Regions from separate parts of the Mus musculus genome. Here region 2 is linked to region 1. The links are chromatin loops, found by intact Hi-C in ENCODE. Cell type or tissue: gastrocnemius. All regions are shown on one strand. Links, peaks and the distances in the headings refer to the core of each region. The heading gives the core; the rest is flanking DNA.

Region 1 (15,989 bases), core at 3,528-11,527:
CAGAAACATCATGGGGATTGTCTTCCTTCCCCCACGTCCTCCCCTTCCCATTATCACACCCCCCTCCCCACAGAGGGAAGGTAAGAACTGTCTGTCAGAGCAGAAAGAGGCAGATTTGACAGCAACAAGAGCCATTTGTCAAACCATCTGGTTCTCTCTCCACCTGACAGGAAGGAGTGATGTGTTAGAAAGAGCAGAGAACAGAGTATTAAAGAGTTGGCTTCTAGTCTTGACTTTGCTATTTCCCCAACGTGTGACCTTGCTAGACCTCCACGTGTCAAATAGGAACCTTCTGCCACCCAGTAACTATGTCTCTGTGAGAAACACATATCCATGTGTTGCATTAAAAATTGGGTCAAGGGCCAAAGATATGGCTCAGCTGGTAAAGGCACTGGTCACCAAACCTGACCACAGGCTTCAATCCCCAAGACTCACACAGCAGAACAAACTCATATTCTCTCTCTCTCTCTCTCTCTCTCTCTCTCTCCCTCTCTCTCTCTCTCTCTCCTCCAACATCCACATATGTGCTCTAGCATACATGTGTATTTGTGTGTGTGTGTGTGTATGTGCGCATGCGTGTGGGGAGAGAGAGAGAGATTGTTTTTAAAATGGAGCTCTCAAGGTCATGGATCAATGGCAAGGAAAATATAGGAACCATGGTAGATTAAAGAGAGCGGAAAGCTGAATATCTTCAGCTCTAACTTACATGGTTCTCTTTCAACCAAATATCCCCATTATGGTACCAGCCTAAATTCAGGTACCGCAAGCACCAAGTACAAAGAGGCACACTTTCCAATTGCCCTCAAGTTTAGACTGATTTTCTTTTTTAGGATCAGCACATTTATTTATTCAAGGAGGAACCAAGGATATAAGTTTGTTTTTTTTTTGTTGTTTTTTTTTTTTTTTTGCTTCCAATTTTGTGTGTGAAAAAGCAAGACATGTATGTCAGTGCATAAGTCTTAGAAGTCAACTTCTGAGAGTTTGTTTTCTCCATCTACCATGTGGATTCTAAGGCTCACACTCAAGTCACTAGGCTTGATCCTCCATCTTTAACTGCTGAGTCATCTTAATGGCCCCTAGGTACCTATTTCAAATGGCCTGAGATCTAAAGGGTCCAATATTACTTTTAAACAAAAATGTTTCTTCTTGATTTCCACATCAACCCCATCATAGAGAAGGCGCACTCTAGAAGTGACCAGAGGCTCTCACCCATGCGCAGTGAGTGGGCACTAGGGTCAGGACAGGCAGCCTTGCCTTCTGACTGATTTTAGTGTGCTGCGAAGCACACCACAGGGTCACAGTGTGTTGACTCATTCAAACCTGAATAGCCAAGACACAAGTCACAGCCACACATGGGGCGGGGAAGAGAGCCTCACATCTGAAGCAGCACCAATCAGAGATTTCTCACAACAGTCTCAAGGACACAGGAGCTAAACAGCCCTGAAACCTCTGTCTTCCTCTGTGAAAGATCTACGCCCAGGAAAAGCAGGTTCATAGCAAGAAGCTATGTCCTCTGCCCCAGATACTCTCTCCCCTTCCTCTTCTGACCAGTGAGTCCTTGTGGCCACAAGCAGCAAGCATGGGAGAAGTTCCACCAATAAAAAGAGCTCAATAAAGCTCACGGGTCTCTCCAGCTGACTCCCTCATGCAGGCACAGCTGAGCTTATTAAGTAATAATAATAATAATAATAATCAGAGAATACTGGCAGCCGGCCTTTGCAAAGGGCAGAGGAGAGCCCCTGGGGTAGATGCTCACTGGGTGAGTAGCTTCAACCACCACAATCTAAAACAACTTCCATGTATGTCCAGGCATGTATGCATACATGCTGGAGCTCAGATACACACAGATCTTGAACAAAGGGGGACTATGAGGTCCCTGCCACATTTTATAGATATATATCCACAACTTCCACGTGCTGGTCAGTTCTTTATTTCTACAATTCACATAGGAGAAGAGAATTCAAGTCCATGATCTCCTCCATTTCGTTACCCTATGATCCACACTAAGTGTGCAAAACACTGTCAGAACAATCTTTCACATGGAAACCATTCTCCTCCAAGTTACAGGAAATAAATGTACTTGTCCAATTCCCACAGGTCCTGAGACCCACACCCAGGCCCCCGGCTGCACAGCACTGGGGTTTTGCTTCATTTAGTGTGCTCGGTTTTATTTTTTCCATTTGATTATCCTCCCTCTAAATTACCAGTTGTTGCCCTGTTGCAGTAAACAACCAGAGCAGAAAGTCAGCTCTGAACTGAGACAGCTCCCCACAGAGGAACAACTCAATTCATACTTCGAGGAATAGTTTCTGGGAAAGCAGAGGAGGTGATGCTATCAAATACTGAAACTTAGAACTCCTACTCACTAGCTGCCTGGGGTGCAGGAAATGGGGCAGAGGCCCTCTCCCTCCCTGTTCCTGCTGCCCGTTTCTGTCACTCATAGTCATTACCAGACTGAACTCTTTAGTCAAATGAAAGCTTTTTCCTAGCTTTCTGGCCTTGGGTAAGTCCCTGAAGCCACTGGCCCCGTTACTCACACACACTTAGGAACAGCTATGCAAACACGCATGTGGGGCTGACTAGAAAGTAGCCCTGCCTTCCTTGCCCTACACAATACTACAACATGCTGCAGGTCTACAATGGCTCAGCTCTATCACAAACTCAGACTTCAAACATCAAACTCTCCGTGGGTCTCTCTTCTACCCACCCTTCCTACCAGCCGCCATCTGCTATAACTCCAGACCAAGCCCACTCACCTCTGCCAATAGTGAAAAAGAACCCACCTCTCCATCACCATCATCAACTTTCCCCTGCACCCTATGGGGTAAGATTCCACCAGGTATTCAATAGCTCTGCATCAACAAGATCTTAAAAAACAAAAACAAAAACAGAAACCTCCACTAAGTGGCTGCCCTTCACTGTGCATGCAACAACTCCAGTACCAGGCTGGTACCAAGGTCTGGATTAGAAAGAAAAGCCAGGACAAAGCAAGGCAATGTGGACACCAAGGAGTACTGCAGCCAGCACCTATGAGCGTGCCACCCAATAAGCAGGCCACCATCCACAGAGGCTGGCCTTCGGGCAGGTCATGCACTAAACACTATCTTGGGTCCTTACAGACATCCTTTAATATGTACAACTAAGCATACAAGGCACATCTATCCCTCATTAAAGTCACTTAAATTAAGGCTTAAATAGGCTTTGTTATTCATTCCCACTGAAGCTGTCTGTGCACACCATTCAAATACAAGCAACCTTAGAGCTCACACTTTCAAGTCTATGCATCTTTGCTGGGACACTACTAGGTTTTATTCTGTTTTATTTTAATATTTTAAAGTGTGGTTGCCTTAAATTACATTGTTTACCCTTTGAAATTAAAAGACAATAAACCAAAATTCCAAGAGCTCTCCAAATTTTCAAAATTATGTTTTAATAATACTTCTAACAGTCTTCACACTCTGTTATTTGGATACTTATTATCTTATGTTTAAGGAATAAAGTATACTAAGCTTAGTACTTACAGAGAACTTTAACATTCCGTTAAAGTTAAAACATTATATAAAGTTGTATTAAACAATGAAAAACAATTCAAAATTCAGATCCTAGTCATGTAACAGCCTAAGAGCAGCATTTCTGTAACTGGCGTGGCACAGAGGAAGGTGGTGCAGTCATGGAGGAGGACATGTGGGCACTACCCATTTAGATACTTATTTCTCTCGTGTCGAATGTGCCCACATACTGAGAGGTGCTATTTCTAAACAAGCCCGAGACACTCACAAAGGAGCCCTTCCTGACTGCTGGCCCCATTTCACAGATTTTGCCATACACACAATCTGGTGGGCACAGGCTGGGCACAGTGTCCTAGGCTTGATCTTTCTGTGTGGTTCCTGCCTCCTGTAGCTTTGTTCTACTTATATTCTGAATGAGAAGCAGTTTAAACATAAAGAATTATTACGGACGAGTCACTGGAACAGCATTTAATTTCAAGTCAGGAGAAGATGTTTCACAAGCAGCAATCTAGTTAAGATCCTAACAGTGCTAGTGGAAAGTGGATTTATCGAGGACATCAAGGGAGGAGTCTGACCCTGGACTCTCCCCAAAGGCCAGAGTCATAAAACAAAGCTGTAATTTCCCCAATTTCACAAACACAGCACCTTAACTCTGTCTGCTTTCCCGGTAATAGGGTGAATGACTGCACAGTCTTCTTAAAGGAGATAAACGAGCAGAGGCTGGGATGCACCTCTGTAGCAGAGTTAGGCTCTGAGTTCAATCCATGGTGATAAATGATCAAAGCAGGAGGGGTAAAAAAAAAAAAAAATCAAAGTGAGAAATTTGGAGGTCACTGTGAAAACCACTTCCTCGTTGTAAGAGGCAAATGTTTCTGAGAGAAGGTGACACCCTTAGGAACCTCAGTGCTGGAAGACAGACAATATCCCAACCTAACTGCAGTGGCCCAGCATCTACAGCAGGCATGCCCCTCCCACTGCGCTAGAGAAGAGGGGCTAAATAGAACTGAGCAGAGGCTGGCAGCTGCTCTTTAGAGCTCTGCTCCTAAAACAGGCTTCCTCTTGAATCAGTATAAGGCAGGGTACCTTCAAGGCCAGCCCCTGAACCATGATCCAAAAGGGAGAGATGCCACCAGAACAGGAGGCTGTGTAGAATGGGATCCTGAAAGCTCAAACATATAGGATGGGGGCAGATGGAAGTATCCTTCCACATGGAAAGCTCCTGCTTAGGAGAAGGAGAAACTGAGGCGAGCATGAAGCAGTTCTTGGCAGAGAGAGCCATCTCCTGAGATAACACATGTGAAGATGTAGTGTGTAAAGAGAAGTCCAGAGGAAAGCAAGAGGAGGCAAGGATATACCACACATAAGATACCTGAGGCTGCCTTGGAAATACAGCCCAGGGCTCATGGCTGAGGTTCTGAGCTCTCTGTTCTTGGGATCGGTGGATCTCTGCCAGGAGCCAGAGGAGAGAAGTGTACACAGACCACCCTCCTATCAGCTGTATACAGAACAAGAAATTATACAACTCATGAATGCATCACACCCCACCATGGCTTCCTAAGACTGCCGAGTGCTAACTCACATGGCTACAAAACAGGCTTGTGGTTTCAACATAGACAATCCAGTCCCACAGAGTTACAGACAAGGAAAGCCAGGAAGTCATATCAGGGAGGAACCTGGTAACTCAAAGAGGGGACAAGATGGCCACAGCCCGCTTCTCCATGAATTCATCACATCATATGAATACCTTGTCATTGAGCTTCATGTTAAGCCACCAAGAGCTTTAACTTTATAAGAAGGCCAGGAAGAAAGGTAGGTAACAAAGGAGGGATAGAAGAGAACAGAGAAAATGGGGAGGTAGGGAAGAGGCAACCTGGGTTGGGAACAGACAATGTGAAAGGCCACATCTCCCAAGGCCCTGCTGGCAGAGGTTTAAACAGGTTCACTGTGCTTGTGGACCCAGAAAGACTATGTACAGGTCAAGCAGAGTGCTGGAAGAAAGACAAAATCCCAACCTAACTGACAGTTAGTTGACTGTTCAAGGTGTAGTCAGGAGAGGGTATTCAAGAACAACGGATAAAACTTTATATAATTGATTTCGGAAGGTCCTCAACCAAAGTATATCAGCTATATAAAGGTTCAGGGGAAGTAGACACATACCAATCACTCAAGATGGTTATTCTCAGGAGAGAAAAACAGAGGGGGAGATTATGGGGTTAGCAATTCACAAAAATGATCCACCCCTTCATCCTCCCTGCATATTCCTGCAATCTGATTTTGGAACATTCCTCATCAAGACACACAATCTTTCTCTACCATATTACTACTGGCAAGTATACATGGCCCTACAAACGCAGCCACTGCCTATTTGACAACCAAGCTGGCATTTCCCTACCTTATCCATAACTAGGTAAAAGAGTGGTAAGTGTTTTCACCTTCTCAAATATCTTCTGAACAATAACAACCTTAGCAATGTCGATTAAATGCTTCATGTATGTACGCTATTAAGCGTTTCCCGTGCATCATGTCACATAAGCTTTGTCAGTCCCGGTAGCCCTTTGACAGAGGAGAATGTCAATTCACAGAAACTAAACAACTTGGCCAAGGTCATGGGGTGACAAAGCAGAGACTCCTGGACTTAAACCCCAACAATCCATCTCCACAGCCTACACTCCATCCACTGTGTCAGGATGTTCCAACATTGAAGCTAGAAAAAGGTTAAGTGACCCTGTTATGACTCCTGGTAAAAATGGCTTCTCTTCAAAGACTCCTAAACCATCTAGGAAATAGTGGTTCTAGAACTGTCCCAGGAATCACAATGAAGTGGGCAGACTGTACACTCCGGACACCTGGTTCTGTGATGGCTGCTGTCCATCTCCTCTTCTCCTCACTTCTGGATCTCTGCTGATTTCCAGGTTTCATCAAAATGACTGGCAGCAGATCCTTGCCAGAAGGTCTCTTTCCTCTCTATCCTGAGATGTGGGAGTTGTAGCCCACAAGGTCTGCGATCATCTAACAAAGAGACAGGTTCTTTTCCCTCTTCCTCGTCTGCTGTGGGTATCTATTTCTGATTAACTGTTAATTCTGTATTTTGTAGACCACCTCCCTATCTTTGACAGAGAGAATAGATAGGGGCAACCTCCCCTTTCTCTCTGTGTTCTGAGCCATAACATGGCCATCCCTAAGTTACAAAACTGCTAGGCATCCCCCCAAAATAACTCCCCCTCCTGGAGCTCACTGGAATCCCACCCAGGCCCGAAGTAACTGAAAATGAAGGGATATGATTGGCTGCCAATTACATCACTGTTCCACGGGCCTGATTAAAGTCTTAATTATTTGAATGCCACGTTCTTTCTACATCTAACTCCACAGACAAATAACCACAAAGGGGACAGCACAGGGTGACAGTGGTAATAAACCACAGTTCCTGGCTCAGGTAGGACAGAGGAACCATTTGCTGGAGACATCTATCATTAAGAACAATCCAGTTACCAGGTGGGGACATACAGCTCTCTATATTAAATTAGAGGAATGATTCAAAGGGGACCAGTTTCAGCTGACAAGAGCAAAAAGAAAATCAATTTCAGGTTGCCAGGACAACTAGACTTTTCCTGCAAGAATAAATCTGATCCAGCCCTAAAATCTGACAACTAAATGTTCCCTCGCATTACATCACATCCCTAAAACGTATGTCGAACCAGTGAGATAATCAAGACTGCTAATGACTTTCTACAACAGTCATAAGATACAGAATTGCTAGCTCTGGGCTGCCTGGCTCCTCTCTCGGGTTTAACCATGACCAGGGCAGTGTGCTTCTTAAAACAAAGCTAAGGTTCCTCACTGTCAGACCATGGATGTGGAAAAAGCAAGGCCGGCATTTCTGTAACACGAGGAAGGAGTCTGGTGGCCTAGACCTATACCCACCTCCTCCCTCTATCACCTATGGACCGACTACACAAGAGCCACAGAGGAAGAATTCAAAGTCGCTCAATCGCACCTAACACAGTCCTAGCCCTGAAGTGACTGTGGAGGAAGCCGTTGTTTTAGCAGTGAGTGTGAGACATAGGTCAGCAAAGCGATGTTCACACTCAATGAGCCAGTCACCAGTAGAGGCAGGCTTGTTATCTGGCTCCTGCTGACAGCTCCCATACCAGTTCCTCAAATAGCTCTCAAGTCATTCCATCTCTGCCTCAGAGACTCTGGGAGCCAAAGTTAAGTCCATTTGATCTCCTACTAATCCACAGAAGACAGTGACCCCAAATGGCCTTATCCCAGGAGGTCAGAGTCCTGGACCCAGATCCAATAATATCTGATGAGATACGCCTCCTCTACGCATTTACATTCTCGGAAGGCTGAATATCAACTTATCTCTGGGGGCTATTAAAAACAAGAGCGGCTAATAAATCACTGGAAAGCACTTTGCAAATATAAAGTAATACAAAAATGCTAAGCACCAATACCATAAGTGCCTGAGACTGAGGCTGTTCCCTAGAGAGTGGGATTTCACAGGGGCCAGGCAGGCTGTACTACACAGCCACCATCAGCAGACACCAGCAGAAGCGCCTATTCTCAGGCTGCTCCCAAATGCTCAAAAGCATCTCTAAACTCTACTGTAACATAATGTATTATAAAGAACATATAAAAAGAAAACACCAAGGGGAGATCGTACATTGTACCTGATCCTAGACAGGAAAGCAAATATCAGGCTGTCCCCGGCCTGTGATAAACCAAGTAGACCATGAAAAATAATGAACTCATTAGAAGGTGTTTTGCAGCAAATTTACCCTTGACAGCCAATCCAGGATCTAAAGAGGCAGAGTCTGAATACTGCACACATGGGAGGTCTCCAGCTCCAGGAGCCATGGGAGGAAGATGTAAAAACAGAGTACTCCTTCCAGACAGTCACAGAGGTCTCAGTGACAACTTTCTCCAGGTGGAAAGAGAGTAAGAAGAAAGCAAGGGGAACGGAGTGTAATGAAAAGCTGCCAGGGAGAGTTCATTCTATATCTGACCCTATCATGACAACCGCCAGAACCTTGTTTATCTGTCCATAACTTACCACTCGATACAAATAGCATACCTACTGCCCACACTGGTTTTCACCATCGTAAGAAGTTGAGCTGTAAGAAGCAACCTCACTGCCTGGTACACACTGTGTATGTGCAATCAGTGAGAGGAATCATGCTAACACAAATGATTTCAGCATCTCCAGGGCTAGTGTCCCACATAGAAACAAAGACAAGAGAAAACAAATGAAGTCAAAGGTCTATACCAATGGATGGAGGAGGAAAATATCAGTTCCCTGAAGCTCAGCCTTATATCTACTGGGGAATGATAACTATCCTTACTCCCCAACATTTAACTCAGGATAGGTAATGGTAGTCCAGGGATGGTCAGGCATTCTCAAACCTCAGGCTTCAGTGGAAACTGGAAAAGAGCATCGCCTAACTTCCTGGTCAATGTAGAGCTCATCTCTCTGAATTCTGCCACTGAAATACTGGCCTGAGTGTCAAATGTGCCTCCCAGAGTCTTATCCTGCAGCAAGGAACTAGTCTTTGGAGGAGGAAAATGTTTTACCGCCTGTCTTCTGCATTTAACACACATGGGCATACCTCGTAGGGAAGTTTAAAAACTGGTATAATAAGCATGAAACTAAAGAGTAAGTTCTCTTTCAGAACTCGGGAGCAGAACAAGTAGATCTTGGAGTTCAAAGCCAGCCTGGTCTACAGAGCAAGTTCCAAGATAGCAAGAGCCACACAGGGAAGCTATGTCTAAAAAAACAAAGTTAAAAAAATCAACCAAAGAAAACAACAAAAAAGTTATTTTACATCTTACTACTAGGATCTTACCTCTATTACAAATCATTAATTATTATTAAACAATTTCTATCAAATGGAGCCCCTTTCATTTAATAATATGCTGTGGCATTTAGGCAACCAGGCTTTGGGAATGCCACCATTTTGTTAAAGGATCTTGCAATGTAGTAACATACTAGATGGCCCTAGGGTCCCATGGTCACTCAGCCTCCTCTCCAGGTCCTCTGACTCCCAATACACACTCCATCCTGTGCCTAGAGCAAGGTGGGCAGCTAGAGAAACCTGAATTTCACCCAGAAGCTACATCTTCCCTGTGTGAGAAGTTCAAGAACCCAAGAGGGAGGGCAGGAAGCTTCTGCCTGGGTCAGGCTGGAGAGGAGACAATGCTAACGTTGATTTCCCAGGAGAAACACAAGTGGACAAGTGACAGGTTCAAAGAACAGCCAAAATGAAGGAAAACTATTTTGTTTGTTATGGTTTTAGATGTACTTCTGTTATATCAACTTTTATAATCAGACCCTTGCTTGGGCTTCTGAAGTTTGCTATAAGGCTTATGCTTATAAAAGTTCCTGGAACATAGTAGGTCCTGAATAAGTCTCTGTAGCACAGTTTGACTAGATGCCCACCGCTAAGCAGGAAAGGGCTTTCAGGGTCAACAAGTGCAAGACTCAATGAGCATTTCTGCTTTCTTGATCTAATAAGATAGGAGAACATGGCTGACACCATGCTTCATGCCTCCTGGACATGGTCACCACTAGTCACCAAACTTGACTCTGAATGACCCCATGTCAGAACAAACAAAAGGCACGTAATTCCCTAGACAAAATCCCCAGAAAAAAAGAAAGAGCCTGTCTAGGGAAGCAGGTAATGAGTGTGGGGAAACATATGTTGCTCTGAAACTGATGGTCCAAAGCCAGAGAGGACATGAGTGGACCACTGGCTACTTTGGGAAGTTGTGCCAACATCTACCTCTTAAGATTCCCGTGAAGTTGAGCTTGTTCTCATAGGCCTACAATCCCAACTACTCAGGAAGAAGGAAAAACTGGTATCACGTTCAAGGTCTGTCTGGACTATAGAATAAGTTCAAAGCTATTCACATCAACTCAGTAGAATCCTGTCTCAACCACTCCATGCTAAGAACTGAAACAACAAAGACAGACGTTTTATTGGAGAAGGGAATGGAGACAAGACATGGAAAGGGCTGGATTCCCTTCCTGACTTCAAAGTTTGCCAGTCACTGCATCCTCCATTAGACTCCAACCATAACTAGGGGTTCATTCCTAGAGAGTCCCAAAGATAAATACTGCTCACACTGGGGCATGTGCCATCACTCTGGGGTTAAAGTAGTAACTACATAATGGTAACAGGAGTTGGCCCCAACCAACCACTCTTCTACCTTAAGGTCTGAAGCCTGCAAGGCTGGCATATTTATCTAGGGCTGGGCCTAATCTTGGGAAACCATTATTATTTATTACATATGAAGCACTTTCTATCTGCAGAGTGCTTCGGAATTAGTTTTTATCAGTTACTCAGCATTCTTGAATCTAAACAAAGCCCAGGCCCTGGTGGACGATGGCAAACCCCAAGATTCACTGACTCATCACCCTGCAGAGGTCCACTCCCACCCTCCTGGGACCAGAGCTAAGAGAGCAGTCAAATCAAGAGCACAGTGCTATCCAACACTGACTCCTTTTGAACACCTGGCATTGGGCTCAATGTCTGGAGTTACGGCAACTCTGGACCTCAGATTTTACCCTTTAGAGCTATTTGAGAGGGCTGTTGTGGTTCCCTCTGTGGTTCTAAGAAAGTGTAATTAGGTTCAAATATCATGTGAAGGAATGTAGGACGTGTTCCTACATAGCTCAAAGCCTGAGTCGCTGTATGGATATAATTCCACTACCAAACATGGTATTGAAAGGGAGAATACACAACAGGGTTTCTTCTCCCATCCTCAATTTCCAGACTAAGAAGAAATCTCAAAACACAGAAGAGAAACTTTTTCAGAAAAATGAGAGTTGACAACTAGAGAGACAGAGACAGACAGACAGACAAACAGACACAAAGATAGAATGAATGAATCTAAGAAATACTTTAAGAGGAAAATGTGAGTTTAAGAGAAAGGCTTGTTTTTCTTAATACTCTCTGTGTGTTTGTGAGTTAGTGCTGATGGAAATTAGGAAGAACTGAATGCAGAGCTCTAAACGCTGAAGGATACAGCTTCCCTTCACTACAGATATCCCAGAGAACAGTCAAGTTTTATCCATCACCAGACATGAACACTGGAAAAGAGCCTAAAGGACAAGAGGGCACCTGGGCAGACTGGCACATGCACACAACATGATGCTGCTCACTCAGGAGGCTCAAGCGGGAGGCTGACAAGTGTGAACCCACTTTAGACTTTGTAAAGAGCCTTTGTCTTCACACAACCACACAGAGGCAGAGACAAGGGGCACTGGTGCTATCTGTCTCTAACTGGGGAAACAGATAGCACCGATAGCCTTGGGAGCCAGGGCCTAGAGGATGACTGCAAATTCAAGGCCAGCCTGGTCTACAGGATAAGTTCCAGGCCAACCAGAGCCACAGATTTACACTACATAAACTATCAGGTCCTTTCCAGGTCTTGATTTGTGGTTTACTTCAGAATATCTGCACAGAGCCCAAAGCTTGGCACTAAACAAAAATTAAGAGAATGATTAGTTCGTCATTGCCCTAAATAAGTGAAGGCAGGCACGCACGAATGAGCAGTCAGCAACCAGAACTCCTTACCACTATTGTCCATCAGCGGGGCAGGCATAATTCAGCTGAGAAGAGAAACAGACTGACACATAGCCCTGCTAATCACAGAACCAGTCACCAAACATCACAGCATTCAAGACTAATGAAATAGCATCCCCTACCATCCTCTGGTCTGCATAGAGCTGTGTATGGGCACACCAGAGTGTGGGCCCTCATGCTGCTTTATCAGGAAAGCTAAACCTTAAACAAAAATAAAGGTACCAGCCTAAAACCACAAACACTCTCCATCCTGCCACCTTCTCACCAAATGCCCAACAGCTCTCTTTGAGCCTCACTGTGGTCATTAGTAAAATGAAGGTAACACTCACAAGCCTGCCACCCTTATGGACAAGGTATAGAGAGCTGGTGAATTACTGAATGTGGAAGGGGTTAGTCCACTGTAAAGCGCTTATAAGCCTACGTCATCTATCATACTCCCCAAAGGATTAGTCATGGTCAATAAATTATTACTGTTTATATGACTGGTCTTTCCTGTGGTTTCCTCATAATAGCACCACGCATTTGTAACCATTAAAATTTATGCTTTTACTGAAGCAGAAGATGCACTGGTCTCGGTGTCCCTACGTCTACCTCTGAGCTATTTGTAGAGACTGCTAGAGAATCCCAGAAATCGTGCTTGCTCTTTACCCTTCGGTTCTGGCCCTGAGAAGAAGTCAACATGCACAGTGTTCAGTGCCTTCATTCTTTTATACTGTACAGCACAAAGTGCTCACACTCAGGTCATCTTTAAGATGGTGCCACCCAGACAAGCAAACGGTTGCCCTCGACGAGCACCATGGGTTGGAACTAGGTGATAAAGGGGAGTCAGACGCTACACGGAAGAATCTGATCTCGATATTACAGTGAACACCTAAGGCAAAAGTGTGGCTTTGTCTGGGCTCTGTTTGGTGTTAAAGAACACAATGGCAATTTGATGCAAATCGATCCACTTGGTACTGCTGAACAAGAAGGAACAACATGAAACACAAAGAAACTGATCTGTAGGCTTTGGGGCTAGAAGAGACTTTCAAGGACCAATCGTATTTGCCAGACAGAGAAATGAGGATCTGGAGAATGAAGCATGACTCAAGAGTGAGCTCTGACATGGCTTCCCCAGAACACAGACCTCTTGTCTCCCGATCTCTCCAAAGCAACCCCTCTGTTATACAGCTTCATCTCTGCCCTCCCCTTTCTCCCAGGACCAGGGGGCTGCTCTATAGCCAGCCTAAACTGTAACAGGGAAATGTAGTTCCTGCAGGGTCCTTAACAAGGGAAAGGGGGACTCCTAATGCCCTATGGCTTTCTCAGAGCAGTAACTTTCTACAGTTACTTGGGATAGACAAGCTGCCATTGCGATATAATAACCACAAGGCTGGAAATCTGTCAAGAATTTCCTTTATCTTCTGTCAGAGAAAGTTCCTTTATCTTATGTTAGAAATACACCTTGCGAATGGGGAGAGGTCAGCGTTGACTACAACCATCTACCAAAAGGGTAAGTCACAGATGCCCGTAACAAGACTACAGCACTTAGGGATAACAGATTGCAGAACCCATAAAGACAGAAAGCATTCAAAGCCTTTCATTGCCTCACACGCAGATGACCACACTCCATTCTTCTCTCAGTCTTATTTAACATCTGTGACAGCCCAGTGACTCATCCAGTCCCTGCCTGGAAAACTCTCTCATGCCCAGTTCCATCTTGTAGAGTGCAGGGAAGCAGTGGGACCTCCCTCCTGCTGGCCCCACTTCTCCCATAAAGCAGGCTGAATGGATAAGAGCAGCAATGACTGGGCAAGGCCATGGAAAGGCTGCATTGAATTAGTGTAAAACTGTGGTGTAAACCTGCGCCATGTACTAGATGCCTCCCTACACACACTGATTGTCCAGAGATAAGAGAATGGGGAAAGGAGGTGGACCAAGGTGGAAGAAAGGCATAATGTGCCTAGGATCGAGAAAAGCTCTGCCAAGCACAGGGAACAGTCTGCCAAACATACTTAAGGAAGTCACAATGGAAATGCAAAGCCAGTATTTATTCTGTCTTTTTAGTTCAAGTCACAGAAAGTATCTGGAAGAATTAGAAAATGCTTTGTTTGGGGAATTCCACAGGAAATGAAATTATCTCAGACAAAATTAGAAGGAAAGCAAACAGATACGTTAGATGTCTTGGAGATCACAGCATCCAGCCACTTCACGGCTGAAAAAGGCACGCCAGGAAGAAAGTGCGTTTCACAGTTGAATGGCAGTCGAACTGGGCAGAAAACCTATGTCTGCTGGCTGTAAGAATGATTTCTTAGTTCCCATCCCATGCTAGCATTGATTTGAACACTAACTGAATTAAGCCGACTCATGTCTGAAGAGCAAAGGGAAAATAAACTTTTCCCTGTGGCAGATGCCTGGAACACTGGCTTCTTTCTCAGAACTTCACAGTTCATGTCCTACATAACGTGGAAATCAAGGAGCAAGCGCCCTGTTTCTTCAGTAGTGCACGTACATTTCTTAGCAATGCATTGCATGTCTGGCATCCTCGTCGGCTCCCTCTCCTGCTCCTCTTATTACCATATTAGGCACTGAGTTCCAATGTCTGGGTCACAGGACTCAGGCTGTGAGTGTGAGTGCAATCTGCTCTCTGAGCTGTTTGTCTTTACTGGAAGCCCACTGAGTCCATCTAGGAAACATTCACAGAAATGCAGAGGGCAGGGAGAAGTGATTCACACCCTGAACTTAGAAAGGGGAGAAACGGTGCTTTGGTTTGGTTTTGATTTGTTTTCTTATGCTCACTTAAAGGGACGAGAACCAGATTGGAAGAGAGGGCGGCAAGGTTAGCAAATCTCAGAGGCTTCTGTTCTCCACCGTGGAAACACGGGCCATGGATGAAGCTGTGTGAGGAGAGATTCCTGAGGCCTTGTGAGAAAACTCAAACAAACAAACAAACAAAAACAACAACAACAACAAAACCCAAAAAACAAACAAACAAACAAACAAAAACAAGACAAAAGTCTTGTGAAGTAAGTTTCTTTAAAACAAAGAATGCGATTTTGTGTTCCCCCCACGTGAAGGCATGGGAATGAGTTTACTGCAGCTGTTTTAGTCACGTGCCTCTATGGGAAAACATTTCTTGTCGTGTCCTTTTCATTGTGCATTTAACTCTGGCGACTCTTCTTAACCCTCAGCGTATAAACTGTCCAGTGCTCTAAATAAAGTTGGCTATTACATGAGACTTTAATCAGCTTCCCTTTTAGGTCCCACTCTCCCAGGTTCAAGCTGCCAACGGGAGCAATAAAACCTTCACAATTGTATGTATCTGTCTATGGATGTGTGTCCAAGAGCACAGCCACGCTTGTGTGTTTGGAAGTGAGAGCTGTTGTAAACTTAAGTGCTAGGGGGGAAAAAGTTCATTCCAAAGAAAGCAAGGCACAACTGCGTAGACAACCAGAGCCTGTGCTGAGCCTTTGTCTTCCTGCATGGCACAGGCACTTCTTCCACTGGTATCGACTTTCAATTTTTGGAAACTGCATTTCAGAAGTAAAAAAGGTATTTGAAATATCGCTGAAATTTTTATTCCATTTAAAACATTTTAGTTACCTACACATCCCAAAATCATATCAAACTTAGAAAGGTTTGACTAGGAAGACTAATTATTCTAGTGAAAAAGGGAAAAGAGGTCTTAGAAGTAGAAATCCCTTGCCCACTAGTACACAACTCAATAGGGTGGAAGCTTACTAATATTAATGTAAATGTATAAAATCTTGCGTTTTTAAAAAGAACCCGATGGAATGAAGAGAAAGGAAAAAGCGCTCTTTAAACTCTGAGCTCTGAACTCCATGTAAGACTCATACAGAATGTGGTCACCCACAAGACACCTTTCCTGGTTTTGGTATTCTATTCTTTATCT
Region 2 (15,989 bases), core at 4,978-12,977, 130 kb before region 1:
TGACTTTAAGGAGAAGATAACAAATGGAATGAGAGGTAGAATATATCTAGCAGATACATGCAACAACAAAAACAAAAAGCAAGCCACCCTATAACCATATTTACTTCTTTGGACATGTTACAGCTGACACTAGGTAATACAGAATATGAGCCTGAACTACCCTGATGATACAGCTGGGAATATTAAGCTTGTTTGGAAAACCTACAAAGAGTTTCACAGAAACATTGGCAATAACATATCACTTCAGTGTATCTGCGTTTGCTAAGTGCCTGATGCTTGACCGTGAAAGAAAACTAGAAAGTCACTGGCTTGAGAAAGTGAAAACTACCTATAACTGCACATGTTCAAGGCGGGGTGAGGAGGAGAAATACTGTGATACAGATTAAAGCTTTGTAAGTGCCAGGCACTTGCTTAATAGCTTTTAAAGACGCTTTCAACACCAATGGTTTATGACTCCGTGACTCAAAATGTGAGGGCGAATTAACAGCAAAGAGACAGACTGTTTCCAACCTGAGTAGCCAGAAAATAGCCCGATGTTATGGCAGGGCAGTTAGCCTAACTGCAAGAAGGCACTCATTGAGCATTTACCATAACACATAATTCTCTAGGCAAGATCAGGCAAAGAGAACTCAGTAACTCGTGCTGCTAATGACTGACCTCCCTCATACCAAAACCCCATGGCCATATTGGAAATTAAGCAATTCAGTAGTTGTTTTCAAAGTAGACTCCCAGCGTACAGTATTTTCCACGTGCCACTCAGTTGTCACAGGGGAGTATAAAGGACTCCAGACCTTTGGAAATTCCCCCCAGGAATCCGTGAACTTCCTGTATAGAAACAGCTTCACCTTCGAGCTTGCTGGTTGCCTAAAGGTTTGGTGGGTAGAAAGGCATGAAGACGAGCGAGTACTGGCTGCCCAGGCCAAAGGCAACTGAGATGGAGGTGGTGCAACAAGAAACCTGAAATTGAGGTGTACACATTTCCATCCTTTACAATAAAAACCAAGGAAAATACCAAATTACCAAGATGGAAAATTCCCACCGTGAGCAACAAGACTGAGCAAGAAGAGAAAAACAAGCTATGCGGTCACGGGAAACACACATCCCCCTGCTAAGAAAACACACATATTCCCACGAAGAACTCTTTCCTTCTGAATAGAGCTAAAGGTGCAAGAACTAGTTTGATAGAGACATTATATTACCTAGACAAACCTGAACTGGATTATCTGTTTGTTTATTAGATTATGGCTTTAGGCTCATTGTTTCCTGCTAAGAGCCCTTGACATGAGCCGATACACACATTCCTTGGAAGGAAGGCTTTGTGGTTGTATTTTATGGTGCTTAGGCTCTTGAAAAGACTTGTGAATGCAGTCACCCCAGAGGATTAAATCTCTGGGGCCACCTCATTGGGAGGATCCAGTTCATTTCACACAGCCTCAAATAGGACATATGAGCTTTTTGCACCCAACACCAACTTATTCCCTGTGGAATTTCTCATAGTAACCCTCACCCGCTGATCTTGGTCACCACCCAAACACCAGATCCTGGGTGCCAATAAATTGGAAATCAAAGCAAGGTAAATTGGAAGTGAAAGTCAACTAGGTTTCACTTCTGTCTGGCCACCCAAAGGGGAGAAACGCTGTCCTGGCATTTCTGTCAAACCATCAGGCAAAATCGTTCTCCCAAAAATAAATACCAGAGTGTATCAACCACAGCTTCTGACTCTATATAACAAACAAACAAACAAACAAACAAATGATGTCATTCATTTACCATCTACTTACTTTGTTGATCTCTTCATTTTAATAGGAAAGCTTTTGTTCGTATGCCTCAGACTGGATTGGAACGAGGCTATGATATAGAAATCTTCTGAGGACAGGGGTCTTAACATTCTAGGATTCCCAACAACTTCTCATCCCAAGCCAGCAGGGGCATAAACATGAGAAGGACACATTTCTAGAAACAGCACTCCTGACAAAGCTCTCAAACACCTGTGGCCTTTGTTTCTCTGATATTCTAGGGATTGGGCGGTGTTGTACTCTTAATCCTCTCGGTTATAAAACAAGTCTAAGTGTTGATCTTCTGTGCCAGCGAGGATTTATCCTACAGAGTTTTCTGTTTTGTTTTGGTTTTTGGTGCCTACGTTAAAAAAAAAAACAAAAAACAAAAAACGAAAGTATCTTGAAAACAAAGTATCTCAGTATCTTATTGATTACCAATACAGGCCAATATTGTTTGAACTAAGCTTAGAGAAAGCAGTAAGACACACCTGAAGACTGGTTCCTCCAGTTCCCTAACTGTCCTCTATGGAGTCCATTCTATCGCCACTGGACAATACAAATTTGTTTTAAATGGGATGTTCTAAACAGCCCAGCATGCGATGAGCATGGGAGTCATCGCCTAAAACACAGAGAGTCGATGGAACTAATTGTAAATTCTACTTCATGTTAATTCATATAAATTAGATATAAACTAAAACTCAAAATCATGACTAGCAGCTAGCATATCACATGTCAGGGAATTATCTCTACTACATAAAGAAGATGACTCATTCCATTTTCCAAGGACAAAATTCATGTTTGGAAAGTATGAAACTCAACCCGTTTTTTGTCAAAATTTCAGTATCAGAGAGTATATAGAAGAAACCCCCAAGGCATGAGCAGATTCACAGATTTCTCATCATTTGAATAAGGAGATGCCAATAGGGAAAATAATCAGGTTTTACATATTCCCAACACCTCAACTCAGATACTGGGTTAAAGGTACTCACAAGTGAGGGCCAGGAACTAGGAAAGGGAATTATTACACAGGGAAACACTGTTTTATGTTTTGTTTTGTTTTGTTTTGTTTTTGTGTGTTGTTGTTATTTAGAAAAAAAAGGGCAGTGCTACAGAAAGCCCCGAGTGTTAGTGCTACCCTGCCAAGGATGTTTCATGAGGACATTCTGGGGAGCAAGTGGCTGACATGGCTTCTCAGGGGAGTTTATTACTGATGAGGCCATATGTTAAGGTTCCACAGTCCGCATTACCAAACAGCAGGGGCAGAGGAGCAGTGTCTCTATTCTGAACACAGGTAGGGCCACAGAACACACTAATACCCCCGAGGAGGCAGGGACCCAGCACAGTGAGGCATAGCAGAAAGTGAGGCTCTTCACTAGTAAAGAAACTGCAGGGAAGGCAGGGCAAATGCAACCGGAAAGGTTAAGAGTTATGCAGGCATAGCAGGTGTGAGGGGAACAGACGTACAGTGAACACACAGGAAGAGAGGCAGTGTGAGCTACTGAGTCAGCACATGGCACACGGGAAGTCATTTCAAATCCACTTAGACCTTCAACCTCCATCAACAGATTAATAACTTCAAAGCAAATTGAAATGAACTTGATTATACTTGCAAATTACAGCAAAATTAAAAGACACCCCAAATGTAAAGGTAACACTAGTATATATGCGCATAATACATAAAATTCAAAAACGCTAACAGAATCACACACACTCACACACACACACAGACACACACACACACACACAAAGTTAATGCTGTTTGGATAAGATGTGAGTTACCTGATTAGGCAATTGTTTGTTTTAAAAAAAAAAAAATCCTATCATGGGACAAGGGAAAATAAAGCCAGAATTGTGACATGCCAACTAATTCACTCTGTGTGCAGAAAGTCACTTCATCAAGCTGCTGCAATGAAACTGCCACCCATCTCTTCAGCAGCAGCTCCTTGACACAAGCAAAGGAGACGTGAGTATGAGAGAGAACCGTGAGAAACTGGCACCTAATACAGAACAGGGACACATAACCAGGGATCTCTTTAGCTTACAAGGAGATCCATGCAACAGAACACCCATGCATCTGATCAGAGGACCCAAGTAAGCCAGGGTTATGGATCTATTAGGAACAACTGGGTGTAAGGATCTAGAATCAGGCTTAATGGGAAATGTCATCTCATTTCCGGTGGTCTGTTAGGCAGATAAGCCCTTTGGACAAATATTTTAAGGTTTTCCCTTATCATGGTGCCATCATCTGAGTGGGAAATGTCTCCACAGAATCATTCTTGAACCCTTTGCTTCACTTTATCGGGATTTTGAAGCTATAGAGCTGTGAGGAACTGAGACCTGACTGATGGAAGACATGGTTATGTTCTACCTCTGTGCGCCTCGTGGTCAGCAACATGGAAAGGCCTGTATCCCATGATGCACAGCCACAGGCTGAGCTGCCCCACTATGCCTTCCCAGCCCTAAAGAATGGCAAGCCTCCCTGGGATGCTATGAGTCAAGTTGTTACAAAAAGTGGTCACAATGACACAGGAGGAACTAAAAGCATACTTCTACAAAAGCCTGGGAAACTCAGCGCCGTGTGAGCAGGGAAAGTGGGGACCCACATTAACTCTTCTTGCTTCCCCAAGTGGATCACTGAGAACACCCTTGCTCAGGAAGCTTTTATGAAGATGTAATGAGACCACAGCAATCAATGCTATGCTATGCTATGCTATGCTATGCTATGCTATGCTATGCTATGCTATGTACTGTCTGTCTGCTCTCTGCCTCTATATTAGAAACACCTCACTTGGGTTTCCTCATTCTAAGAATATAAACTTCTGCCTCCCTCTCTATTTTCTAGGTAATTTGGTTAAAAGCAAACACCTTCTGTGCTTACCACACAGAATCTTATAACCTAGACTGAGGAAATCAGAGAAACCACTAACCTTAATGAAGTATTGGCTATATATACCTGTGCTTCTATCTATATCTTAAAATAGTTTATAATTAAGAGCAGAACTCTACTGACAATACAATAGACTCACTAATGCTAATATGGTTCATTTGACTAAATATTTTAAATATATATAATAGCTACAATAGACACAGACCAGTCTGTCACTTCACCCAACCAGAGAAGTCACTCAGAATTAAAATTTTTACTCTTAAACTTTCCCACACCATGCCCCAAGGCAAAAGCCACAAGATCAATAAACACCCTGCAAAAATGGTCACCTAACATTATTTATGGCTGAGAGAAGTGCTTTTGACACACCTACAAAAGTTTCAGTTTTACAGCACTGATTGTATTCTGTGATATTTGAGATTATCTCTGAGACAATTCCGGAGGGAAGGACTGAGGTACAGAGGAGATGAAGTGACCATCAAAGGGAAGGAAGGCTGTGGAAAGAAGAGAGAGGGACTACATGCGACAGGAGGAACAGCAGTACAAAGAAGTACATGAGCCAATCCTTGCTGAAGATGATGACATATGTGGAAAGAAACATTAAAATAATTGTTACAACAGTTTTTAAAATTGTCCATGGCAAATTGTTAAAAAAAAAAAAACAACCAAAAACCAGAAAAGTATGTGCTTTTGGAAGTCATGAAAGAAGCCCCAGCATCCAGAACTTAAGATACAACACAATTCTGAGTTAAAATGGCACAGGCGAGATAAACTGTATGGACTTTATCTCTCAGAGTTCAAGCCAGCCTTAGCCGAAGTTCAGTATTTGATATAGGTTGAATGGTTTGTAATCTATACTCAATCCGACACACATGTGGCGCTTAGCTTATAAATGTCCCCTTTCGATTTTCTCATCCAAAGCTTAAGGAGGGACCTGGTACATGTTAAACTAATAGGTTCCTTGTGCTCATGCTGACAGTCTAGCTTGTGTATGCCCGAGGTAACTGTGCAATGTTTGTATTTGCCTAAGGAAATGAACTAAAAATACAGACTCTGGTGTTCCATAGACAGCTCATAGGTTCAGACCAATACACTCACACAACTATTGCCAGTGTACTATCATTGATGTACAGCAGTAATCCAGGGTTCTGAACAGTCGAGGGAAAGTGCCAGAAATTACTTTCTAGGATTAAAGAACACGATGAGGAGTTGGGATGTGGAAGAACTAATACTGAACAAGGACCTCTAGCATGGCTGCATATCCTGGTTAACCAATCAGAGCGAAATGTAGATCTGCCCCTCTTGGTAGATGAGCATTATCTAGGCAATGTCTAGTAGACTAATGACTTGCTATTAGTTTAAAAAACAAGATAGGTTAGTAGTTATACTGATACCCACTTACTGAAAGACAGTAAGATGATTTTTATTTGTTTATTTTGTATTTTCTAACTTTCCCTGGGGATAAAAACCCGATTCTTGAAGTAATATACCTTAGATATGAGAAAATGGCATACTTAGAAAGGGGAGGTCACAGAACAAGATAAGATCTCCATGCCATAGGGAATGGACATCAAATATTTGCCAAACTCCATGGACAGTGTTGACCTAGTTCACTGGTTAGAGCTCAACACAAACAGGGAACATCTGCTCAGCTTTCTAGCACAATATCTAACATGATTCCATCGCTTTGAAGCTATCATGGTGTGGCATCAATCACCAATATTAGAACCAAGTTCCTCAGGATTCAAACACAGGCTGAAGACCAATGGCTCTCCAGGAATCTTCTGGACTGTTAACTCTGACTGGCAGTGCTGAGACATTTAGCCTCATGGCCTGAGCATCTCTAGGATTCTAGGCCTATCCAATGTGAGACCTACAAGGTAGAATACAAAGGTTATATCCTTATAATTGACCCCTTTAATTAATATATATGCACAATTGTCTTTCTACATATATGTGTTATTATGTAATTTATGTGTACATGAATATATTTATCTATTTAATCAATTTGTTCTTTTCCTTGAGAGAACCCTGACCAATCCATTACTATTATCCCAACCTACAACCTACAACACTCTTAGCACACATATTCATCAAACAGGCATGCACAGAAGCGAGCACCAGTACCAGACACTATAGTTCCTCTCTTGTCTCTGTGTGGCAATGCTTGTGTTCTACAATCACATGCTTCCATGAGTATTTGATCACCAATGTTCCCGACTACAGTAAAGGGTTCATAAAACCAAAGCCATATTCATTTTGCTTACAACCATGTCCCCATTGTCACACAGTAAATACTAAGACAAAAGTAATTAGATGATTAAAGAAGGATCCTTCAAGACTGTCACCAAAGTGACCTGTCCTGGCCAAGGCATCACTGTCAAAGTAATTGGTTTCTAGCCCCAAGATCTGCTGAAATGTCACAGAATCCTCTGCAATCATGATTTTAGACAGCTATTTGACTAGAAATAGATGCTTTGCCCTCCTCATGAGACATTTCCTCCACATCATTGTGAGACATTGAGTCATCGTTTCTCATATAGAAACAGAAGCCAGAACTAGGAACTACCATTCTCCCCACCGTATCAGCAAGAACTACAATACTGCATGGTACCATGTGTTGGGATGCCAGGGCAAAACAAGACAAGCACACTTCAGCAGGATACATTATCCCTGAAATAACCTACATGTAAAACATCTTGACAGAAATGCTAAAACTGACTAGATAGGCACAAAATGACTAACTATACAGCTTCCGACCACACCCTAAGCCTACGAGTCCCGAAGGATATTGTACAAAGATGCTCAAGCCAGTCATGTATATAAGACCAAAAAGTTAGAAAGACATGCTTAAATCACATTGAGTTTTATCTATGGAAATAAAATCATGAGATACAGAGAGCATATACGATGTCATACTCTGAATTGTTGGGAGCAGTAAACCTCTAGAGAGTCTGCAATGTGCATAGATCATTACAAGGCTGGAGTCATGCAGACAGAAGCCGATTAATATGCCTGTTTAAACTCATTAGGGAGAGGAGAGCAGTGGCTCCTGTTGTGTGGACAGTGAGTGAACTAGGGGCCCTGCTGGGCTTCTTACCAGTCTGTGTTCATTAAGTATTATCTGTGTCTAAACATATCTTGTACATATTTGATCAGTTTGCAAGCTTATATTAATGTTTTCACATTATCCAGATAATATTCATATCCTAGATCTAGCTCAAAGAGTATATTATAAATCCTCACAAAATGTTATGTTCTATCTGTTATCATTAAATAATACATGTATTATTCTATTGAAAGCAAATACAGTCTCTGCTAAATAAGCTGGGTGTACAAAGTGAGGCATGGGCAGGTCCAGGCTGGCAGCGTGTAAATAAGGTGCGTGAGCACAAAAGGTCAAAGCAGCCAAAGAAAATGGCTGCTTGCCTCTGAATCCCAACACAGCCCCTCAAATAGCTTACAGTCTCGTACCTCATTGGGCCTATCTATCAAACAGAAGGTTCTTAGAATTGGTTGTACACATATAAAAGATATAAAAGAGAACTGAAAATGCAGGATATGGCAAATAAACAATTATTATGTTACTTTAAACAGCTCTATGTATTTCTAAAGAGCCCTGCATACAGAAAGGCATTCACAAACACCTTGGAGAAGAAAAGAAACCAAAATAAAGAGTGAGGATGAGGCAACAGAAGATGGTTAAAACCTAACAGAGACCACAGTGCTAAGGGGGTGTATATAAACTCTGCCAGGGGACTGAGCAGAGGGCTCACACACACAAGGAAACAAGGTGAGCCTCTCAGCACTGCAGAGCTGCCTTCAGCCCCATCAGCCCCGCCTACAACACCTGACTGACTCCCTTTCAGGTCTGCCTCCAAGGTAAAAAGAACGAGAAATAATGCTCAAAAGAAGAGAGTGGGTCCATGTTTCCAAACCACATAAATAGAGTCAACTTGCAGCCGGCACTACCATAAGTCCTGGGCCCCCAAAGTAATCTCTTGACACTCACTGTGGTACTCTTAACAGCTTATAAACCCAGCCTTTTCATAATGTTAGGTCTTCTGAGGATTTCCTCAGCCCCAATCTACACTCCTGTGTCATTCAATGTCAAGACCCCTCTCTACGTCAGAGGAAGAAGGTGGAGCCAATTCAACACTGTGCATACAGGAGTGGCAGCATTGCCCTTCATGTTTCCAACCTCTGGACATGGGTGCCCAGAGAGGTCATTTTTGCTTCACATCTTATGTTGTTTCATAAAATCACATGTTTCTCGACTCTGACTTCACGACTGACATGGGAAATGTTTAAAAGACCTGATGATGTGCACATCCTCTGTTCAGCAAAATGATCAGATATGTGAGGGCTGCTTGTTCCATCCAAGCTTAGCTAAGCAAGTGCCGTGGTGGATCCGCTGAGATTCTAAGTTTCCATGCATCACGTATCAGTGTTGAATGACTCGGTGCAACTGGGGCGTTTGCAGTGCTCTCTGGTGAAGGCAGATTCACATTAGGTACAGAGAGCCTATTGGTTGGCTACAGCCACCAAGGGAGAGATGGAAGCTCTTCCTTCCAGCCCTGGAGTCCTCAGCACCTGCTCTCTGGAAGACAAGGATGACAAATGGCCAACAGCAGGTGTTGTGCAGGGAAAGTGGGGCATTTCTAGAAAGCTGGAAAGCAAGCATGGGGCTTGGAAAGAACCTAGAAAAAAAAGCAAAAGCAAACAAACAGACAAACAAAATCACTCCCTGCCTTCTCAGTCTTCTCATTGCTGTTGAAGACAAAGCTATTATCAGCCTAAGAGGTTAGAAACAAGGTAGATGCTGAGACCAGGCCTGCAGAAGGAGAAGCAGCAACAGCAGCAGTCTGGGGAAACATAGGGGAGAGAAAGTGTTTCAATCTGCCAGTACAAAACAAAGAAAGGAAACTCAGGAAATGAGCTGAGAAAGGCAGAGAGGGACTAAATTGTTTTTAATTAAATGAAAATTTAAAATGGAAACAGTAACAAAATGAAAAGTCAAAAGAGCTTTTATATAGTATAGCATTATAAAAACCAACCACACAGAAGCTAAAGGGAGATGAGGTCACCCATAGCCACAGACTATAATATTGCTTTTCAAAAGAAAACTAAACTGAACATGAGCAACAGTTCAAATCCCATCTTGCCCTTGCAGTCTCACCGGCACAACCTGGGCGGCAGCAGAAAGAGACATGGTTGGGGGAAACTAAAAGCCACTTGCTACTTTCACTGGTTCGCAGGGGCCACGTGGGACTAAGCATCCAAATGAAGCTGGTCCTGCACATTCAGCTCAAATGATGGACAGTGCCCACCTGAGTACTCGGCGCCATTTCCACTCATTGCAGCATGGGCCCAGACTGAGTGAGGTATGCATGATGCTTTCTTTCATAGCAGTAGTAAGCACAACGCATGCACACAGGATGTGCTTTTGTGTGCACAGTTGTTTCTACTAGAAAGAAAAAGCCCTGAGTGGCAAGGGATGAAAATGTCCCCATCGCTGCCCAATGGAACAGGAAGGAGAAAAACACTTGATTGTGACAGAAGGCTTGCAGGGAGATAACTGGTAGCAAGTCATTACATATGTTCTCTAGCACAAATGGCCAGGGTGCTTCATCTCTTTCAACTAACTGATATATACGACTCTGAAACCAGGGAGCAGGTAAAGAGAGAGAGGAAGAGACGGGGAGTGCTTTATCTGTATCTGTGTGCCTTTGTTTCTTTAAAGGGTAGAAGACCAAGGAGGTCAAGGACCTTGAGCCTTACTTATTTACAAACCAAAGATAGTGCTTGGCACGTGGCAGACTCCTAAACATTATTTGAATGGATGGATGCATGATTCTTTCCTTTATTGAACTAAGGCCTGCATCTTTTATTTTTTTCTTAAAATCCTGAGTACATGCTAAACAGATTATAATAGACATTTCCCCCTATTTAAATTATATTCAAAGTACAAGAAATAACTTTATTTTCCCATTTAGATGTTCAATGAGTGGCTAAGGTCGCAAAGCTGTTTGCTCTCTGTGTCCTTTCAACATATATATGAATAGGAACAAAGGTATACACACAATAAATCATTTATAGTGTGAAGGATATAACACAACCATAAGAAGGTTATGCAGAACAAAACTAGACCATGCTTGTAGATCACAGTATTGAAATTATGTAGTTTGACTCTACAAAATAAAGGGAGAAAGATCTAGAGTCCAACGATAAAATTTCCAGATTGGAATATTTCAGTGAGGGGAGAAAAGCCAAAGACTATAAGCAGGTATGAGGGAGACTCAAGGTAGGTTTGAAAATGATGCATCTCTGCTTAAAGTATTGTACACACGCTGGTGAAATGAGGAGCATGCCACCCCTGCTGAACAAACTGATTAGACGTTCTGGTGTGATCCATTTCCTTCTGTGCCCCGGAAAAGGAGGAAAGAGGCAAAGTGCTTTGTTAATGAATCGGGGTAAAGTGAAGTTGAGTGAGAAAAATTGTGACTGGATTGCAGCTCCTTCCTATCCTGTGCATGTTAGAGCTATGACACAACACTGCTTTACATCCTAGTAGCTGAGGAGGATTGACACAATGCTGAGATTCAGCACTGCTAACTAGGAAGGTCAGAAAGCATAGCTCTGAAGCTTTGGAAGTCAAAACCAAAAATAAGGAGGACCGGATGTAAGATATCCAACGCACCCCACCAATTTCTCTCATCCAGACTGATATGATCACAGGCTTTCAAATGTGTTCAGCATTTCAAATTCACAACTACCCTTTCCCTAATATACTGTTAGAAAAGAAACAAATAAAGGTTAAGATTTTCTGTTAAATGGAGAATCTTAAGTTGGATAGGTTTTTACAAGAAAGGACACAGAGTCTGCCAAAGAGAGAGACAGGCCTCAGAGGTAGGCCAGGGCTGCATTCACTTGTACTCCATTACACCGATTCAGTTGGAACTGTAATGTATAACACGTTCACTTTGGATGTACAGCATGCAGTCACTGACAGGAATGGTCACTTTTGCTAAAGATGGGGCTAAATACGCAACTAAATGAAGTCAGAGTTTATAGAGTCCCTCTCCATTCTGGAAAATTTGATGTGTTTCTCTATGTATATACTAATAAGTCAAAATGATGGAAAACTGAATCTGGAAGGAAAGTTCACAAATATTCTCTCAATGGTTTTTTTCTGTCTGTCTCTATCCTTGAAACAAAAAAACAAACTGTAGACCTATGACACCTTTAATCATCTAGAAACATCTTTAAAAAAAATAAACACAGACTCATCAAATTTGTAGCTCTTTCCTGGCTTGACCTCCCAGGTCCTGAGATTGTAGGAGTATACCACAAGAATTGGCTCCTCCATCAAATTCTTAATCAAGAATACTCTAGAGTCAGGAAGAACGCCATCAGCTTTCCCAGGCTGCTCTACTCCCTGATCTAAGCTGGTGAGCATCCTCAGGACACAACGCCAGGCATCCTTCTGGAACAGTTACTACAACAAAGGGCTTGCACTGAAACTGTGCGGGGATTAAGTTCAGAAATTCCTTTACAACATAGACACACAGGATCTTTCCAGATGGCTCAGTGGTTAAGAACGCAGGCCATTCTTTCTAAAACCCCATGTTCTATCCCCAGAAAACAAATGGCAGCTTACAGCTCTAGTTGTAACTCTAGTCCCAAAATATCCAACAACCACTTCTGGCCTCAAAGGAAAGGCATACACATAGTTCACTGACATATCAATAGGTATAACTTCCTTAGATAAAATAAAATAAAAGAATGAACTGAGGCGCACACAACACAATGAACAAACAAATGTCAAACAAACTTCTTTCAGGGAAAGGTGAGGTCTCATCTCACTCAGATTCATGCTACGGATTTTAGAGGATATCTCTTTGCCCAGGTTGCTGATATGATACATTATCACATGGAATGTAATTTTTACAAATCATTACCAAGTATTCAAATTTTAGCAAGCAAAAGGAGTAATGAGGGGTGGTGGTATAGACAGTGGGAAGAAGGTGCTGCAGACACAGTTACTGATAGAAAGGGGAAATCAGCATCACATGTGACAATACATCCACTCTCTCAGGCTGGACAACAGCACTCCTAAGTCTCTCCATCCTGGGACCCAGTGAGGCTTCCACACTGATCCAGTCACTTCCTAGTCTCACTCCTAACCACAAAAGCTGTTCAGAAGAGCAGCATCCTCGGTGTCTGTCTGTTCTTCCCAAAAGACATCGCCTAGAATCTGTCACCTTTTAGACTGCCATGGGAAAGTATCGGGCTTTTAGGTGACAGATGCCTTGTCTTGAAGGGCAATGTAGGCTCTCTGTATCAGTGACCAGAGCAGGTATGATCCTCTTTACTATGTCATCAGCTTAAACTAAGACACTTAGAAAGCTCCCACTAGAACCACACCAGACGTTTCCACACCCAGGTAACTAAGCCATTTGCCACTTTTATATCTGGGTAACTTAATAATCTTCCAGCAACTACTAAGCATCTACAACCCGCTGGGCATTGTGGTACACTTATTACATGAAAAAGTGACTTGTGGCGGTTAAAGCTGAATATAGAGAATATCTGTGTGCACTGGCTGCCCACATGGCATATGACACGGGACAGGACAGTGAGCAGTTCCCCACATACCGTTAGGTACTGTGGGAAATGTGCAGCAGTAGACTTAGGGATTGGAGTTATAGGATTCAATTCTGATGCTGTACTCTCCAGGGAACAGTTATCAACACACAGAGACAACTGCAATGCAAAGTTCTATAAAGATTTACTGGGCTGACAAACACAAACCCACTGTAGAGTTACTTATATTTAAAAACTTAAGCATGCATCTTCCAAATCTGATCCCCTCTGGGCATGCAAAGTATCATCTGATAAATGCAAAACAACATGCCCTGTGCCAGAGCACACTGACTGCTGACTCTCAAGGTTGAAATCATGAAAGGAAAAAAAAATAAAACCCTCTGAGTTCTTTGCAGCAGCAATCACAAAGGCAACTGTTCAACGTATAACAGGAAAATTCTGAAAATTACACATATAAAAGTATATGCACCTAAATGTGTGACATATGAAAAGGCATATAAACACATGCTTCGACTTGGAAGGATGGAAGAAAGAATTTCTTATTACAATCTTTTTCTGTTGCAGCAAGTTTTCAAGCCCTCTATTAAACAAAGGTTTCTAAGCTAGAAGAAGACACAGGGAGGAAGGAATGGGATGTCTAAGTTGTTGTTTTCATGGACAGAATGAAGAAAGGATTGGCACTAATGCCCAAAGGTCAGGCAAGACCATTAAATGGTGACAGTACTTAACATTACTGCGGGTAAGAACAGCAGTCAGCAGTACCAGATAAATGTCTGACTTTAATGAGAGCATGAATTGATATCTAGGGAATATGATAGCATAATTCTTACTTAATGTTTTGTCAGCAATCATATAAAAATATGAGATGTATGTAACTGAAACAGCATATTTACATCTGGTTTCCTATATAAAGAAAGCTGACAGGAACTCCTAGACTGTATGGCTCTTCTTTATCCATCATAAAAGACTGGAAGAAAATCCTAGAAGGAAATGCTATGTGGCTACTTTATAAGTAGCAGAAAGATCATTTATTTATGATAACATTTAGTAAGTGCTTACTAAGTACCAGGCACTATTAAAAGAGTTTTTAAATATAATACCTAGCCTTCAAAATAAGCAGGAACTGTTCCTCTACCCTTTCCTACACCAGAGATCCAGAGAAGTTCACTCACTGGTCAAATAACCACATAGTTAGCATTTCTCAAACAGTGAACAGCTACTATTTATCCCATACTGTACCAGGAAAATAGAAAGGCAGTGAAGAGTAATGTCAAAAGGAAGACATTTATAATTCAGAAAAAATTCACAGTCAGATACCTAAAAAATCAGCTAAGGAAGAATATAAATTATAAGGCAAAGTGGAAAATACAAATCCTACAGAAAACACATGGTTAAACTCCATTTCTGTTTTTAAAAGAATGAATTTCTAGACAAAATTGGGGTTGAACAACGTATGGAATTAAAATGACTAAGCTTACTCTACGCAGCCTTGATCCACATCAGCTGAGGCTAGACATCCTTAGGATGAGCTCACAGTCTGAAGTCCTTGGACATGACAGGTAACTGTGTAATAGCAGTCACAGTCATGGGAATGGAAGCTTCCTTAGAGCAGGTCCCAAGTTCATGAGGAGAACTGAGCAAAACCTCAGAGACGCCAAGACACATGGAGAGAATTAATGTGTGGATGGCCCCATCCAGTCATTGCCGAGTGAGCAGAGGGGTGACAGTGGGACTCTAAGCTGGCACACACCTCATGTGCACTGAAATTCTGACCCCCAGACAGTAACTGCTGAAGCCCCTGCCCTGAGCTGTAACTGTGCAAGGATGTGTTCCTGGAATGTTTGCTCAACATCAGCAGGTCAGAGAACTCCTACCAGAGACCATATCACTGATCTAGCGTGGCAAGGATTTCACGAACACTGAGAAGCAAAACCTGAACTTTTGTACAATCCCCACCATCACAGGAAGCACACAGTCGACCACAAATACTGTATTTTCTAGAACTTTCTTAAGAACTATAAAGTAACCCATTTGCAGAAGTTGTTGATTTTGTGCATGGGGACTGCACTGTTTGTGAGATTGAGGAAGCAAACGAAGGCTGATTTCCTGGGGTGAGTCACGGCCGTAACCCCCTTTTACTGTATTAATAGAACGGGGGGGGGGGGGGAATTTTCCAGGAAACATGTATTACCACAAAGACCAAAATAGAAAAAGGTGGCGGGTGACTTAATCACTAAACAGAGAAGAGTAGTCCCCTATCTTTATCAGAACAAGAAAACAATAAATCAAACCAACACATTTTGAAATGTGTTAACATCTTCACAGTTCCAGAGCTCTGTTTTAATATCACACAAGATTTTGTATTAGCAGAAATTCCATGAAAACTCTAGGCTGATTACAGATGAACAAAATTTCTGAAGAATTAAGTAGACTCTCTTGAAATAGTCAAACATCCACTTGTTCCTTTGAGCCTGAAATTAACAATGTATACCAACTGTGTGCCAGACTCCTGTCTTCAAGAACCAAATAGCTGATGAGAAAGTCACAGCCCTAATGAAGTCCAGTCTCTGCTGCCTGCCATAGCAACTCTTTTCATCCTGCTTCTGGAGGATTCCACAATGACAGCTCAAACACTAGTTCTGATCTCAGCCTCAGGATCAGAACTGTGTTGACTCTCATGAACATGGACACCTACAAGACTCCACTCTGGCTCCTGT

The links. Hi-C counts contacts between places; a loop is a spot of excess contacts. Peaks named below come from ENCODE experiments on the same cell type or tissue, not always from the same donor. Only the 100,000 strongest peaks of a DNase experiment are listed, where the experiment ranks them.
Region 2: it touches region 1 in a loop (1.9-fold over the local background); 2 of 42 quality-filtered maps call a loop at or near these places.

The regions. Positions count from the first base shown.
Region 1 is chr16:24,493,424-24,509,412 of GRCm38, reverse strand. The region is part of intron 3 of Lpp (LIM domain containing preferred translocation partner in lipoma); the gene reads right to left. Among named protein-coding and RNA genes, the nearest start is that of Gm24440, 95 kb to the right of the region's middle. In gastrocnemius, for the core only: CTCF peaks have their summits at 6,760 (motif pointing left) and 7,606; a DNase peak (open chromatin) is centred at 4,875; H3K4me3 peaks cover 337 bases; H3K27ac peaks cover 4,477 bases.
Region 2 is chr16:24,628,812-24,644,800 of GRCm38, reverse strand. All of the region lies in intron 5 of Lpp (LIM domain containing preferred translocation partner in lipoma), which reads right to left. Among named protein-coding and RNA genes, the nearest start is that of Mir28a, 190 kb to the left of the region's middle. In gastrocnemius, for the core only: no CTCF peak of the experiment used is centred there; a DNase peak (open chromatin) is centred at 9,233.